Linked DNA regions of Homo sapiens: all the other regions are linked to region 1. A link is a contact called in ENCODE Hi-C or POLR2A ChIA-PET data. All regions are on one chromosome and are shown on one strand. Each heading gives the region's core, a stretch centred on a gene start or an enhancer-like site at or near the end of the contact. The rest is flanking DNA. Distances are from core to core; before and after follow the strand shown. Region 1 holds the start of LOXL1 (lysyl oxidase like 1). Region 2 holds the start of INSYN1 (inhibitory synaptic factor 1). Region 3 has its middle 33 kb from the start of CD276.

Region 1 (4,286 bases), core at 1,787-4,286:
CTGCTCCGTGGGAGCCCCGGCAACACAGAGCTGAGCACGTGGCAGGGGCTTAATAAAGTCATGCGCAATCAACAGGCTCTTTCATCCTTCTATCACCACCCCTCCGAGGGTCCCTTGACACCGGTTCCTAGTGCCAGGAACTGGCAACAAGCTTCAAGCACATGCCTGGGTCTTAAAAATGTGGGTGTGAATCCCAGCCTGCAGGGACAGGCGGAGAGAGAAGCTGCCCTTCACCCCAGACAGCTCTGGCTCAGCTCAGCCTTCGAGTCCACGCCCTCATTTGACCCCAGCTCTGCACCCTCCATAACCTGCCCAGGTCTCTTTTAGGACCCCACCCTGCAGGTTTCAACCTAAGGATGCCAGGACACCTCCAGCCACCAAGGCAAGGCCTTGCCCAGCATGAGGAGAGGTGATGGAAGGCAGGCTCCCCTGGGCTCACAGAACTGCTGGGCCTGTCAGCCACTGCAGGAGACCTAAACCCAAGTAGAATGAGGTCAGAAGGAGGGAGTAGAGAGGAAGGGAGAGGACAGCTCTGGTGGAGGGGCCACCTCTGGCCCCCCTGCACAAGGTTCACCCTGAGCAAGGAAAGATGCTGAAGACAGATAAAAACAGGAAAGACAGAGGAAGTGGGAGTGGGGGTCAACCCCAAGAGATAAATCCCTCCCTTCTCTCACAAGTCAAGAGGAAAGAAGGAAAATAGTGGCCACATGTCTGGCTCTGTGCTGGGGACTTTTCATAATCCTCTCATTCCATCCTCTCAAATATGCCACAAGAAAGGTATGATTACCCCCAGGTCACAGACGGGACTCTGAAGCTCTGAGAGCTTAAAAAGCTTCCCCGGGGAGTGGCTGGGCCAGGCCAGGTCCCTAGCTCAAGTCATGGTGTGGACCCCCAGGTCTCCATCTCAGCAGGGATGGCTGGCAGGAGCGCAGTCCTGGCCAGGGGAGTCTGTGCAGAGGCCCAGGCTATGTTCAGAGCAGAGTTTATTCAAATAGAGCCTAACAGGAAACTTGGCTCCTCTGACTCACTCTGATTCGACCTTATTAAGAAAAAAAGAGAGAGGAGCAGGAGCCAGCATCGGGTAAGGTTTCACGCCAAGAGCTGGCTCTGAGGCCCGCTGAGTGGAATGGCATGTGCCCTGATCCCCCCACATCCAAAGCCTTGAGGCAGCCCCTGCCCTGCTGTCCGAGTCAAGGCGAGGGGTCCTGCCTTCACGTTAGGGCAACTGAGTTCCCTTCCTCACAGCCATCCTCTGTCCTCCCTCCACTCCTCTTCCCTTCCCTCCCTGCCTAGGGGTACCCTGAGGCCTGTTTCCATTTCTCCCCCTCCTCTGCTGCAGCAGCTGCCCATCTGGCTGGCGGGAGGGCCCTACAGGACCCCAGGGATTCCAAGCAGCTGAGGCCAACACTGCAGGGGGCAAGCAGGAGGGAGGGAAGGCTTAACCCTCCAGGTCCCGGCCCTCAGTAAGCCCTGCCTCAGCATCTTGCTTGGTGTCAGTCACACCAGTGGCTCTTTGGAGGAATCTTGTCTGGAGTCTGAGATGGAAACCCCATGCTGGGGAGCTGAGGTGTCAGCGTTGACAAGTTGCTGGCCAGGAGGTATTGGAAGCCCCCTACCTCTGGGCTGGATTCTGGGCATTTAAAGGGTAGAGACATGCTGGAGTCCAAGCCTCAGTCCTGAAGAACAGTGCAATGGGTGAACAAATGCTGCCTGGCAAGGATGGGGTTGGGAGGTCTATAGTTCCCAAAGAATGTCCACTCTAGTTGCCTCCTCTCTAGGTGGGCTCCAGGCATTTCCAAAATAAAGAATATACAGGAGCCAAATTAAGGACAGGTCCTTCATACCTTGTTTATAAGCCCAAGAGGGCAATTTCTGCCCTTCGGTTCCCAGGAACACGGTTGGAGAAGGCAGCCCAGGGGAGGCCAGAAGAGCAGTATTTGGAGTGTGATTTCTTGGATGCCAAAGCGTTCAAACTTCTGGGACCCCCTCCTATCCCTGCCATTCCCAGAAGGAACAGAGAATCTCCCAAAGCACTCTCAGGAGCCATCTGGCCTAATCTTCCATTGGTAAGCCGTGGCACCTGGATCAGATAGAGTAAGGGACTAAGCCACACAGCAACAGGACCAGGCCAGGTCTCCGGAACCCCCTTCTGTTGTTCAATGCTTACTGGCTTCTCTGCCTCACAGTGACCCCTGTCCCATATCAAAGACAGCCCCCAGTTTCATTTTATCCATGTGTACACTCAAGTTATTCCCAGGCTATGCAGAGCCAAGAGATGTAGGACAGAAACCATACGTGATGTCTGGGAAGTTGATCTCTCCCAGGATCTCACAAGTGCTTTTCAGCTCAGGGATACACCCCACTCTTCAGACTGGGAAAGTAAGCCCCTGAGGTGTGCCACGAGGGAAAAGGTGCAGCTCCAGTGCCTCTCTTCGCAGGCCCAAGAGCTGCGGTGCACCTGGGACCTGGAATTAGAGAGTGGTCCCTGTTCAGCATCTCCCCGAGGAGGCCCACCAACAAAGAGGGTGTGTCTTTTTTTTTTTTTTCTTCCTATTGAGGGTGTGGGATAATGGTGGAAGGAACATGCAAAGAGGGTGTGTCTTAATTAGCACTGGCTTTAGGGAACAAGGAAAAGGGAGAACCCGGGAGTACGGGAAGGAGGCTGGGGCAGACAGGAGTCAGAGGCCCATTCCAGCCCAAACGAGAAGCCAGTGAGCAAGGTGGAGACCAGGGATGCTGTGACCAAAGCAGAGAGGAATGGGCGGGGTGGTGCTGACACCCCAGCCCCGTTCTGCCTGCCAGAGCCCCACTTACCAGGCCCGAGTCCCCAGAGGTCCCCTCCTACTCCCTGCTCGATTCCCTTCCTCAGAGGCAGGTCTGTGGCTTGGCTGGGAACTCCAGGGACTGAGGGAGCACTGCAGCTGTGGGACCGGCGCATAGCTAAAAGCCGGCGGGCCATAGGGCCCCGCGGAGGAGGCCCCAGCAGGCGGACCAGGAGGCCGAAGCCTCCCGACGCTCCCAGCCTGTTGCTTATTCATTCAGAGTGGGAAAGCGCCAGCCGAGCGGCCAGCCAGTGCGGGGCTGGCCATGTAAGGCCCACAGGCGGTCCTGCCCGCCCGGTGCCCTGCGGAGAGCCTCGTGCAGCCCTGGGCACCGCCCCTGCCCTGCCCTGACCCCTTGGCCTTGAAATGCTGTCATCGGAGGAGCCGTCCCGCTCGGGACAAGGCCAGCATGGACAAAGCTAGAGCTGGGGCAAGCAAGGAGCCTTCCTGTCCTCGAGGCCGTGGGAAGAGAAGCACGCCCAGGGGGCCACTCCTGAGAGCCTCTCTGTCCACCAGGCCTCTGCAGAGGGGTCACCATGGCTCTGGCCCGAGGCAGCCGGCAGCTGGGGGCCCTGGTGTGGGGCGCCTGCCTGTGCGTGCTGGTGCACGGGCAGCAGGCGCAGCCCGGGCAGGGCTCGGACCCCGCCCGCTGGCGGCAGCTGATCCAGTGGGAGAACAACGGGCAGGTGTACAGCTTGCTCAACTCGGGCTCAGAGTACGTGCCGGCCGGACCTCAGCGCTCCGAGAGTAGCTCCCGGGTGCTGCTGGCCGGCGCGCCCCAGGCCCAGCAGCGGCGCAGCCACGGGAGCCCCCGGCGTCGGCAGGCGCCGTCCCTGCCCCTGCCGGGGCGCGTGGGCTCGGACACCGTGCGCGGCCAGGCGCGGCACCCATTCGGCTTTGGCCAGGTGCCCGACAACTGGCGCGAGGTGGCCGTCGGGGACAGCACGGGCATGGCCCGGGCCCGCACCTCCGTCTCCCAGCAACGGCACGGGGGCTCCGCCTCCTCGGTCTCGGCTTCGGCCTTCGCCAGCACCTACCGCCAGCAGCCCTCCTACCCGCAGCAGTTCCCCTACCCGCAGGCGCCCTTCGTCAGCCAGTACGAGAACTACGACCCCGCGTCGCGGACCTACGACCAGGGTTTCGTGTACTACCGGCCCGCGGGCGGCGGCGTGGGCGCGGGGGCGGCGGCCGTGGCCTCGGCGGGGGTCATCTACCCCTACCAGCCCCGGGCGCGCTACGAGGAGTACGGCGGCGGCGAAGAGCTGCCCGAGTACCCGCCTCAGGGCTTCTACCCGGCCCCCGAGAGGCCCTACGTGCCGCCGCCGCCGCCGCCCCCCGACGGCCTGGACCGCCGCTACTCGCACAGTCTGTACAGCGAGGGCACCCCCGGCTTCGAGCAGGCCTACCCTGACCCCGGTCCCGAGGCGGCGCAGGCCCATGGCGGAGACCCACGCCTGGGCTGGT
Region 2 (4,465 bases), core at 1,725-4,224, 170 kb before region 1:
CCCCTGCCAAAATATGCAAGGAACTCTGTTATCCACTACAGCACCCCCAGACCCATTCTTACCCCCGGACAAAGAGGACATAGCTGGCTTAAATTTTTCCAAGATCAAGGGTTCTCAGTATCTGTGTGATTTCTAGGGATATGCTTTGAGCTGGGCCTCAAGCAGTGGAAACCACCTCAGCACAACTATCTGCACTCTCCCAGGGTCCCTTGTGACCAGATCAGAGTCTGGGAGACAGATGGTGGGTTCAAGGGTCAGCTTGGGTCCCAGAAGGTTGTCTTCCACTAAGAAGCTGTGGCGGGATTCAGTCCTTACTGGCCATCTTGGCAGCCCTTTGTGCTAACCCAGAGCTCCAGGCCCACTGACATGCTGCTCAAGTAACCTCTACAACACCGAGGCCCCTCCAGCCTTGGGGTCTGATGAGATTTTTAGCAAAGCAGATTTGCGGAAAGGAGAGCAAGGAGAAAGAAGGTCCCCAGTAGAGTGACACATGTGCACGCAGCTTTGCACACTCCAACGTATTTATGAGTACGTTTTTGTGCCAAACCCAAGAAGGTTGGCTTAGGGTCTGTCTGGTCCCTCCTCACCCCTCACTTACCTCCCTCAGCTCCTTGGCCACCTCCTTGAGCTCGCGAAGGATGCCCTCAAGCTGCCCGATGACCATCTTCATGCGCTGTCGAATCCGCTCCCGCTCACCACCACTGCTGGGGTCGTCACTGGGCTGCCCGAGGTCCGGGGCGCCCCGAATGTTCATCGTTTACCACGTGGCCGCAGGCCTGCCCATACTCCCCCCAGCTGGGCACACACTGCGTCTGCCTCCACGGAGCCCCCCTCGGCTGGGCAGAGCTCCACATTTTAACGGCCCCCCAGCCCACCCTGGCCCTGGGCGGCCCTCAACCAGCCCCTGCCCCCTGCCACCCAGCCTCCTCTGCCTCTGGGTGGAGAGTGGGACACCCAGAGGGAGACAGAGTCTAGCAGAGGGGGTCAAGGTGAGGACACAGGAGAGGAGGGGGAGGGACCTTGGGTCCCAGGAGTGGCCTCCAGGTCTTGAAGTGCCTGTGGGTGTGCAGAGCTGATCTCTGCCTGAGCTTGAACACAGAGGCAGGGGGATGACTCTGCAGGGACTAAGGGTAAGAGATGCCCTTGGGATGGGGGAAGGCAGCAGGGATCCCCTCACAACTCCTAGGCAGTTGCAAAGGCAGAGGTCTCTGGATGCAACTGACACCTGCAGAGGGATGGTGGCCAGGGTCTTCCAGATGTGGAAGGGGCTCCGGATATGGGCAGCTCTGGGGAGGGAGCTGGATTGGAAGAGGGCAGCCCCCTGCGGAGAGAGCGAGCCTGGCGTCAGCCCTCCCAGGCTGCAGCACCAGCCGGCAATGCCGCTGCCTCCCTCCTCTCGCCAGCCTGCACCCTTCCTCGCTGGGGATTTTTTTTTCTTTGTGGGGAGGGGTGGTGGAGGCAGACGGTTTACAGCACAGCCCCTCCTCTAGAGGGAAAGGGAGGGAGCCCCTGCTTTAGAAGCAGAAGTCCTCAGCCTGCTACGGGGCACCCTGGCCGTAGCTCCCGCCCTCCCCCCCCACCTTCCCCCCAGCCAGGCCTGCCCAGGCTGGTTCACCAGAGGGCCTCTCCAGTCACCCATCCTCCCTCCTAGCGCCCCCAGGGTGCCCTCGTTCCCAGCGGACCCTCCCTCCCCCAGCCCCGCCTTCCCTCAGAACCCCCACTCCTGGACTCACCGAGGGTGGGGGCACCGGCCTTCCCTCCAAGCAGCGTCGGGGGCCAAGCCCCAAGACGGAGTTGGGGGGCCCCCAAGGCTCCCTAGGGCGGGCTTCTCTCTCTGGACCCTTCGGCCCCGGGCCTCAGGGAGGTCCTCCGAGCCGTGACCGGAGACATCTGGGCGGTGGGAGGGGGCGGGGCCTCCGCGCTCCAGGGAAGGGGGCAGGAAAAATCTTTCTCAAGCCTCTCCAGGCTCGGGGTCGGGAATGAGCGAGGGTCCGGCAGATTTGGGGCTCCGAGGCCACAGGTGACCGGGGCGCGGGGAGGCCGAGGAGACGCCGGGCAGGTCCCAGCGCGTGAGCCAAAGTCGGAGGGCTGGGAGGGCGCCGGGATCCCCTCAGCCCACGCCCGGCATTCCCCGGGCTCTGCACCGTCCGGGATTCGCTCTGTCCAGTCCAGATCGGCCGGGTCCGTGTTCCGCTGGGGTCTGCCCTGCCCTACCCCGCCCGGAGTGAGCTGGCACCGCCGGGCGCCCGGGACGCGCTCAGCCCGGACCCAGAACGTCCGTGCCCCGGCACCCGCGGCGTCCGGAGCGGCCGCGAGGGTCTGCTCAGCCCAGCCCCGCGGTCGGCCCTGGGCGAGACCGCTCCCACGGCTCAGTTCACGTTCCGAAAGGTCCGGAATCCACCGGGTCCCCGAGGAGGGGCGATGTCAGCCGCGGGGACCCGGTCCCCGCCGGGCCCAGCCGAGAGCGCGCGAAGCCGGGGGCCCCGGCCGGGCTGGGTTCGGCGGCCCGGGCGCAGGCGGGAGCAGCGCCGGGCGGAGGAGAGGAGAGGAGGCGAGAAGAGGCGAGGGGAGGAGGCGCGGCGAGGGGAAGGGAGGGGAGGGGGCGAGCGGCGGGCCGGGCCGGGCCGGGGCGCACTAGGCTCGCAGCCTCCGCTCGGCTCCGCTACCTCCCGTCCGTTCGCTCTCGGCTCCCCGCCTCAGCAGCCCCCGGGCGCCGGGTCGCCGCCGGTGGGGCAAACAGGCGCCGGGTCGGGGCTGGGCCTCCCTTCACCGCCTCGCCCTGCCCTGCCCCGCCGGGCTCCCGGGGCCTGGGCCCGCTCCCCAAGCGCCGCGGCGCCGCGCCGCCCGCGCCCCGGCCGCCCCCGGCCCGCCCCGCCGCCCCCCGCCGGACTGGCCGCCCGGGCGGGCGCTGGCTCCCTTAAAGGCCGCCCGGCTCGCTTGGCTCCGCTTGCCTCGGCGCTGTCAGGGAAGGGGCCGGCCCGCCGCGCCGGGAGGGAGCTTTTAAAGCGACACACACGCCTCCCAACCCCGAGGGCCAAGCGTGCGAGCCAGGGGGGTCTCGCCACCCGGGCGAGGGGGAAGGGTCTCGCTGGCGGGGCTGGAGGCGGACTGACCGGACCCCACGCCGGCTGACCTGGGGCGCGGAGGGACAGCGTTCTGGGGACTTCGTTCCTTTCCCACCTCTCCAGACACCCCCATTGCCCCCTTCCCCTACTGCACTGCCCCCAAGCTTCCCTTTTGGCCACGTTTCCCGCATCCAGACCCTCCCTTCTACCACCCACATAACCCAGCCCCTGACCTTGCCTGAAATCACATTCATTCAGAAAATAGAATACTGCCAACCTTTCCTGAGAACCTACTGTGTGCCAAGCTCTGGGTCGGCAGGGCTGGGGGTTGGAGGCTGTCTTGGACACCCATCGTTTCCTTCAGCTATTCAACAATTGACTCATGTATTAGAGGCCTTCTGTGCATCAGGTTCCATGCTAGGCTCCGGGGCCACCAGAGCATTTCAGGAAGCTCACGGCTCGGGGACACTCCTGAGTCACAACAGAGGCAAATTCTGGAAGCAATGTTAACAGGGGAGTAGGGAAGTGTGGGTTGGGTGGTGCAGTTCAGGCCAGGGCCTGGCGGGTTCTGCCAGGTAGGCCACCCCTGAGCTGAATCTCAAAGGAGGAGTAGGAGTGACTGTCAGTGTGGGGGGTTGGGGATCAGCATTCCAGGCAGGGAGGAGGGTGGGAGCACAGGCTCAGAAGCAGAAATGGGAGGAGGGGAGTTTAAGTTAACTGGGGCCTTTTAGATACCATTTTGACTGCAGACCACAGAGAGACTCAGAGACCATGGTTAGGAGCTTAGATTTTATCCCGGGGCGGAGGGAGCTTTGATATTGGGAGGAACCTGGGCCTGCTTGCCTTCTCAGGAAACCCCTCTGGGGCATTGTGAGTGGGTGTGAGGAGGTGCCACCGAGATAGAGCAGTTAGGAGGCTATTTCACCGTTGGCCAGAAGACAGTGGAGTCTATGAATCTATGCTCATGAGAGAGGCTGGGGCTTGAGAGTAACATTTTGTTTGTTTTTTTTTTTGAACCATCATTAGAGGGGTGAGATGAACAGGGACGCTGCGTAGAAGTAACAAAAGCAGTAGTTCTGGGCTGGAACCTCAGAAAAGAGTCCATGAGTGAGAGGGAGGAGTGATTAGAAAGATAGGAGAAGAACCAGAAAGTGGAGAGTTATGTAGGCCCAGTAGGAGGAGTTTGGGAGAAGCAAGTGCTCATCAGTGTCGAACGCGGCAGGGAGTGGCTGTGAGAGAAGGAACAGAAAGTGTCTATTTGTCTTGGTACTCAGGAGGCCACGGGTGACATGGCAGGGGCAATTGGTTTTGGAGGGTAGAAGGTGACAGGAACCAAACTGTTGGGCATCGAGGACTATGTGCCCAACAGTGAGGAACAGGAGTGAGTACAGATGACATTT
Region 3 (4,336 bases), core at 526-3,025, 210 kb before region 1:
CTTGTTTAGGGCCTCTACTAATGAACCCATTTTAGAGACTGTGAAGCTGAGACCCAGTAAGAAGCTGGCACCAGGAAAAGAGTTCTGAATGCTGTTTCTGGCTGACTCAATTGGATGGGCACCAGGCCAGGGATCAGAGGTCCATTCCCAGGACATAGTTCTGCCCTATGACCCTGAGCAGGACATTTACCTTCTCTGAGCCTTGGCTTTCTTGTACAAAAAATAGCCACCTATGCATAGTGGCTCATGCCTGTAATCCCAACACTTTGGGAGGCTGAGGTGGGAGGATCGCTTAAGGCCAGGATTTCAAGACTAGCCTGGGCAACATAGCAAGACCCTGTCTCTGCACAGAAATAAAAAATTAGCGAGGTGCGGTGGCACCCACCTGTAGTCCTAGTTACTCAGGAGGCTGAGGTGGGAGGATCGCTTAAGGCCAGGATTTCAAGACTAGCCCGGGCAACATAACAAGACCCTGTCTCTGCACAAATAAAAAATTAACTACAGGCACACACCTGTAGTCCTATTACTCAGGAGGCTGAGGTGGGAGAATCACTTGATCTTCAGCCCAGGAGGTCGAAGTTGCCATGAGCTGTAATTGTACCACTGCATTCCAGCCTGGGCAACAGAGCAAGACTCTGTCTCTAAAGAAAAAAAAAAAAGAAAAGAAAAATAGGACTGAGGTTTTAACTACCTTCCATTTTGAAAGACTGAGAGGAGGCGCACAGGCTTCCAGAGAGCCAGATTCAGGGCTATGGGAACCTGCCTAGGATACTGCGTTCGCTTGCCCCTGGATGACAGTGTCCTGGCACTGGGACAGCCTGGAGCTTTGCAGACCCTGGGCAGCAGGAGGAGCCTGTGCTGGGGGTGAGGACACTTGACTTTCAATCCTGGCTCTGCTGCTAACCTGTGTCCATGTCCTTCATACCTCTGAGCCTTACTTTCCTTATCCATTAGATAGGGGTGACAAGTCATCTCCCAAAAAGTATGTGGCATTCTTTACAAACTGGAGGCTTTGTTATAAAGTTGATGGCTCTAGGGGTGAGATCAGTCATGTTGCTTGAGGTCCTGTCATCGGTGCTCTGGGTGGGTATTAGGATTGAAAGACTTATGCCTTTGCCCCTTCAACCCACTGTGTGCCCTTGAGCTTGCTGCTTCACCACACTGGGCTTCAGTCCCTACCTGTAGAGACAGTAATAGTTCCTGTTTCAAAGCACTGTTGAGAGGGCTGGATAAAGCAGTGGGTGAGAAGACACTGCAATTAGGCCAGATGCAGTGGCTCACGCCTGTAAACCCAGCATTTTGGGAGGCTGAGGCAGGCAGATCACCTGAGGTCAGGAGTTCAAGACCAGCCTGGCCAACATGGTAAAACCCTGTCTCCATTAAGAATACAAAAAAATTAGCCGGGTGTGGTGGCACGTGCCTGTAGTCCCAGCTAATCAGGGGGCTGACACAGGAGAATCATTTGAGCCCAGGAGGTGGAAGTTGCAGTGAGCTGAGATCACGCCACTGCATTCCAGCTTGGGTGACAGAGTGAGACTCTATCTCAAAAATAAAAATAAAAAGACACTGCAAACCATTAGGTGCTGGGCACATGTGGGGGGCTATTCTTTCCCTCCCTGCAGTCAGGCCCACGCGCTGTTGCTCCTTAGGTGATTTTGTAGATTGAGCACAGTGACTTGGAACAAGCTCTCTGAAGCCCAGTTTGTTCATCTGTAAAACAGGCACAGGAACCCATGCTTTTTCTTTGCGACAGGGCTGGATAAGGCTCAGACAGGACACTGTATCAAGTGTTCTGGGCACGGACCCAGCAGGTGTGGGACTTGCCTGGAGGCTTAGGTGTAAAGAGAGTGGCAACTAAGTCCTCTGGTGACAAGTGCCCTGGACAGCAGTATTTTTAGCTGCCCTTCCTGGGCAAAGCTCCAACTCCTACATTTTAATGGAGAAATAATTCTCACAGTGCGACAAGCTATAGCTTGCAGGTGTCACATCCATATTAAAGAGGGGACAGAGCGAGGTTCATTTGCCTGGCTCAAGGTGTGACCAGAATTCGCCTCCAGGACCATTTGTAACCAGGGCTTGAAGACCAGTGGATCTGACTACTCACCACCCAGAAGGAGGAGACTGGGAGGAGGGGTTAAAATGGTGTGGCCAGGGCACCTGGATCATCCTGCCTCTTCTACTTGTGTGTTTGGAGCATTCTGCTTACACTCGCAGACCCTGGGCAGCAGGAGCCTGGGCTGGGGGTCAGGACACTTGACTTTGAATCCTGGCTCTGCTATTAGACTGGCCACCTTCTAGACTGTTGTATCAGTCTTACACATTTACAAAAATATCATAAACATCATGCAACCCTTTTTTCTGTTTTTCTTTACTCTTTTCCCAAGTCACTTCTTCTAGATAGAAGTGTCCTTGTCCTCTTTACCTTCTATATCGATGTGTAACATACCTCTAGTATTTACAAGATGCTAATCCTCAGTGTATGACTCCATGAATTTTTACACAAATCTCTACCCATGTAACCACTACCCAGATCAAGATATAGAACAGTTCCTGGATTCCAGAAAGTTCCCTAGTGTCCCTACCCAAGCAACAGCCCCGCCCACTTGGCTGCTTTCACCAATTAGTTTTACTTATTCTTGAACTTCATATAAATGGAATCCTGCAGTACATGCTATTTTGTATCTAGCTTCTTGCAAAGACCTCCCTCGTTCTTTTTAAATGGCTACATAGTATCTCAAAGTACTGCTGTTCTAGCCTATATTTTGCTAGTTCCTACAGTTTAGACACAAATAATGCAGGCTTGTGTTCGAGTTTCTACAGTATGGAGCCCTAGAAGTGGGATCTCTGGATACATTTTAAGTGTTACCAATTGTTTCAGCTGCCTTTTTAGCCAGTCCCTGTGGCAGTAAGAATGCAAGTGAAGAAAACTTAGGGTGGCTGGAAAAACTGATTCTAGACAGGGCAGAGATGGTGCTTGGAATTCACATCCAGTTGGTCTCTCAGAGACTTCAGAGTGGAGCCTGATTTGGTAGTGTACAGGGCCTGCAGTCATCCCTTCCACCCGCTCTGGACCACCTTGCCCTTCAGCATATGTCACTGCCGCTGCCTCAGTTTCCAGGAGCTATCTGCGTCCCCGGGACCCCAGTCCTGGGGGAGTGCGTCTGCCTCCTAGTGGATTATGTGGGCCGAGCACCGTGTTCTGAGTGTGTGTGTGCCAGGGTTGAGCCCTGCACCCGCAGCACCATAATTGATGGGGGGAGGTTCTCAGCATCTTTGGGGTTTTTCTTTAAAAGAAGGTCTCACTCTGTTGCCCAGGCTGGAGTGCAGTGGTACGGTCATAGCTCACTGCAGCCTCGACCTCCAGAGCTCGTGATCTGCCTGCCTCAGTCTCCTGAGTAGCTGGGACTGCAGGTGCCTGCCACTACACCTAATTTTATATATATATATATATATATATATATATATATATATATATATATATTTTTTTTTTTTTTTTTTTTTTTTTTTTTTTTTTTGCAGAGACGGGATCTTGCTATGTTTCCTGGGCTGGTCTCAAACTCCTGGGTTCAATCAATCCTCCTGCCTTGGCCTCCCAAAGTGCTGGGATTACAGGCAAGAGCCACTGTGCCTGGTCAGCATCCTGTTGGATGCAGGTGGCTCAGGTTAGGTTAAATCTCTTGCACTTGTGTCAGAGAGTATTCATAACCTTTGGCACTGCCAGCTCCAGGTAATTATGGTGACACTACTTCATTACTAATGAGGCAGCTCTTTGTTAGCACAGAGAAACACCTGGGTCTCATAGAGGAGGCATAACCCAGCCCTCAGACAGAGGGACTGTGACCTTTGCCTCCAGCCTTTCTCCAGCATCTGAGCAGCAAAATATCCCCTGCACCTCAGCTTCCTTAGCTAATATGATTTCTCCACCCCAGCGCTCTCCTCTGGATGTGTTTCATCCGTGTCCCTTGCAGATTGAGGCTCTGGCATGGATCACGATGCTTCAGCTCATGATAGATCACCTCTCACCTCCTGCATCCAGGGCACTATGTTCCTAGTGATACAGCTCCAGATCCCATTAGTCCAGCGGTTCTCAACCCTGGCTGCCCATTAGAATCACTTTGGGAGTTGTAAATGGTGCCTGGGCTCCATCCCCAGAAGTTCTGATGCAATTGGTTGAGTTTATTGCTAAGTATTTGATGTGCATATGCCAGTGGCTCTAGTCTGGCTTATAAATTAATGTAAAATAGGATTCAGAAGACAGCCCTGAGCTGAGACCTTTGAGACCCCACCTCTTAGATAAGCTAGCTATTCTCAGTGATCACCATATTGGACTGTGGGT

Evidence for each region. A loop is a pair of places that touch in the nucleus more often than their neighbours do. ChIA-PET counts read pairs that join two places held with the same protein, here RNA polymerase II (POLR2A). Pooled maps may share reads with other maps.
Region 2: a map of chondrocyte shows a loop between it and region 1 (2.8-fold over the local background). The contact joins the promoter of INSYN1 here to the promoter of LOXL1 in region 1. A Hi-C loop is called at or near these places in 1 of 168 maps with a recorded cell type or tissue (chondrocyte). POLR2A ChIA-PET finds 5 or more read pairs at or near these places in 2 of 52 experiments (A673 and PC-9).
Region 3: a loop to region 1 is called in a map of Right ventricle myocardium inferior, with 4 times the contacts of the local background. The contact joins the enhancer-like site here to the promoter of LOXL1 in region 1. A Hi-C loop is called at or near these places in 2 of 168 maps with a recorded cell type or tissue (Right ventricle myocardium inferior and right cardiac atrium) and 5 of 50 pooled maps. POLR2A ChIA-PET finds 5 or more read pairs at or near these places in 1 of 52 experiments (AG04450).

What each region holds. Positions count from the first base shown.
Region 1 is chr15:73,923,426-73,927,711 of GRCh38, forward strand. It overlaps LOXL1 (lysyl oxidase like 1), which reads left to right and starts at 3,037. Exons shown (of 7, transcript NM_005576.4): 1 at 3,037-4,286. The coding sequence starts at 3,359. All of the region lies in intron 1 of LOXL1-AS1 (LOXL1 antisense RNA 1), which reads right to left. RefSeq lists enhancers at 1-504, 3,543-4,286 and a silencer at 4,285-4,286.
Region 2 is chr15:73,750,377-73,754,841 of GRCh38, forward strand. It overlaps INSYN1 (inhibitory synaptic factor 1), which reads right to left and starts at 2,975. Exons shown (of 3, transcript NM_001039614.3): 1 at 1,734-2,975; 2 at 599-1,321. The coding sequence starts at 754. RefSeq lists an enhancer at 1,092-1,865.
Region 3 is chr15:73,714,801-73,719,136 of GRCh38, forward strand. No RefSeq gene overlaps it. Among named protein-coding and RNA genes, the nearest start is that of CD276, 33 kb to the left of the region's middle. Within about 2 kb of position 1,776, at least 3 of the 41 ENCODE cell types and tissues checked have a DNase peak (open chromatin) inside an H3K27ac peak, as active enhancers do.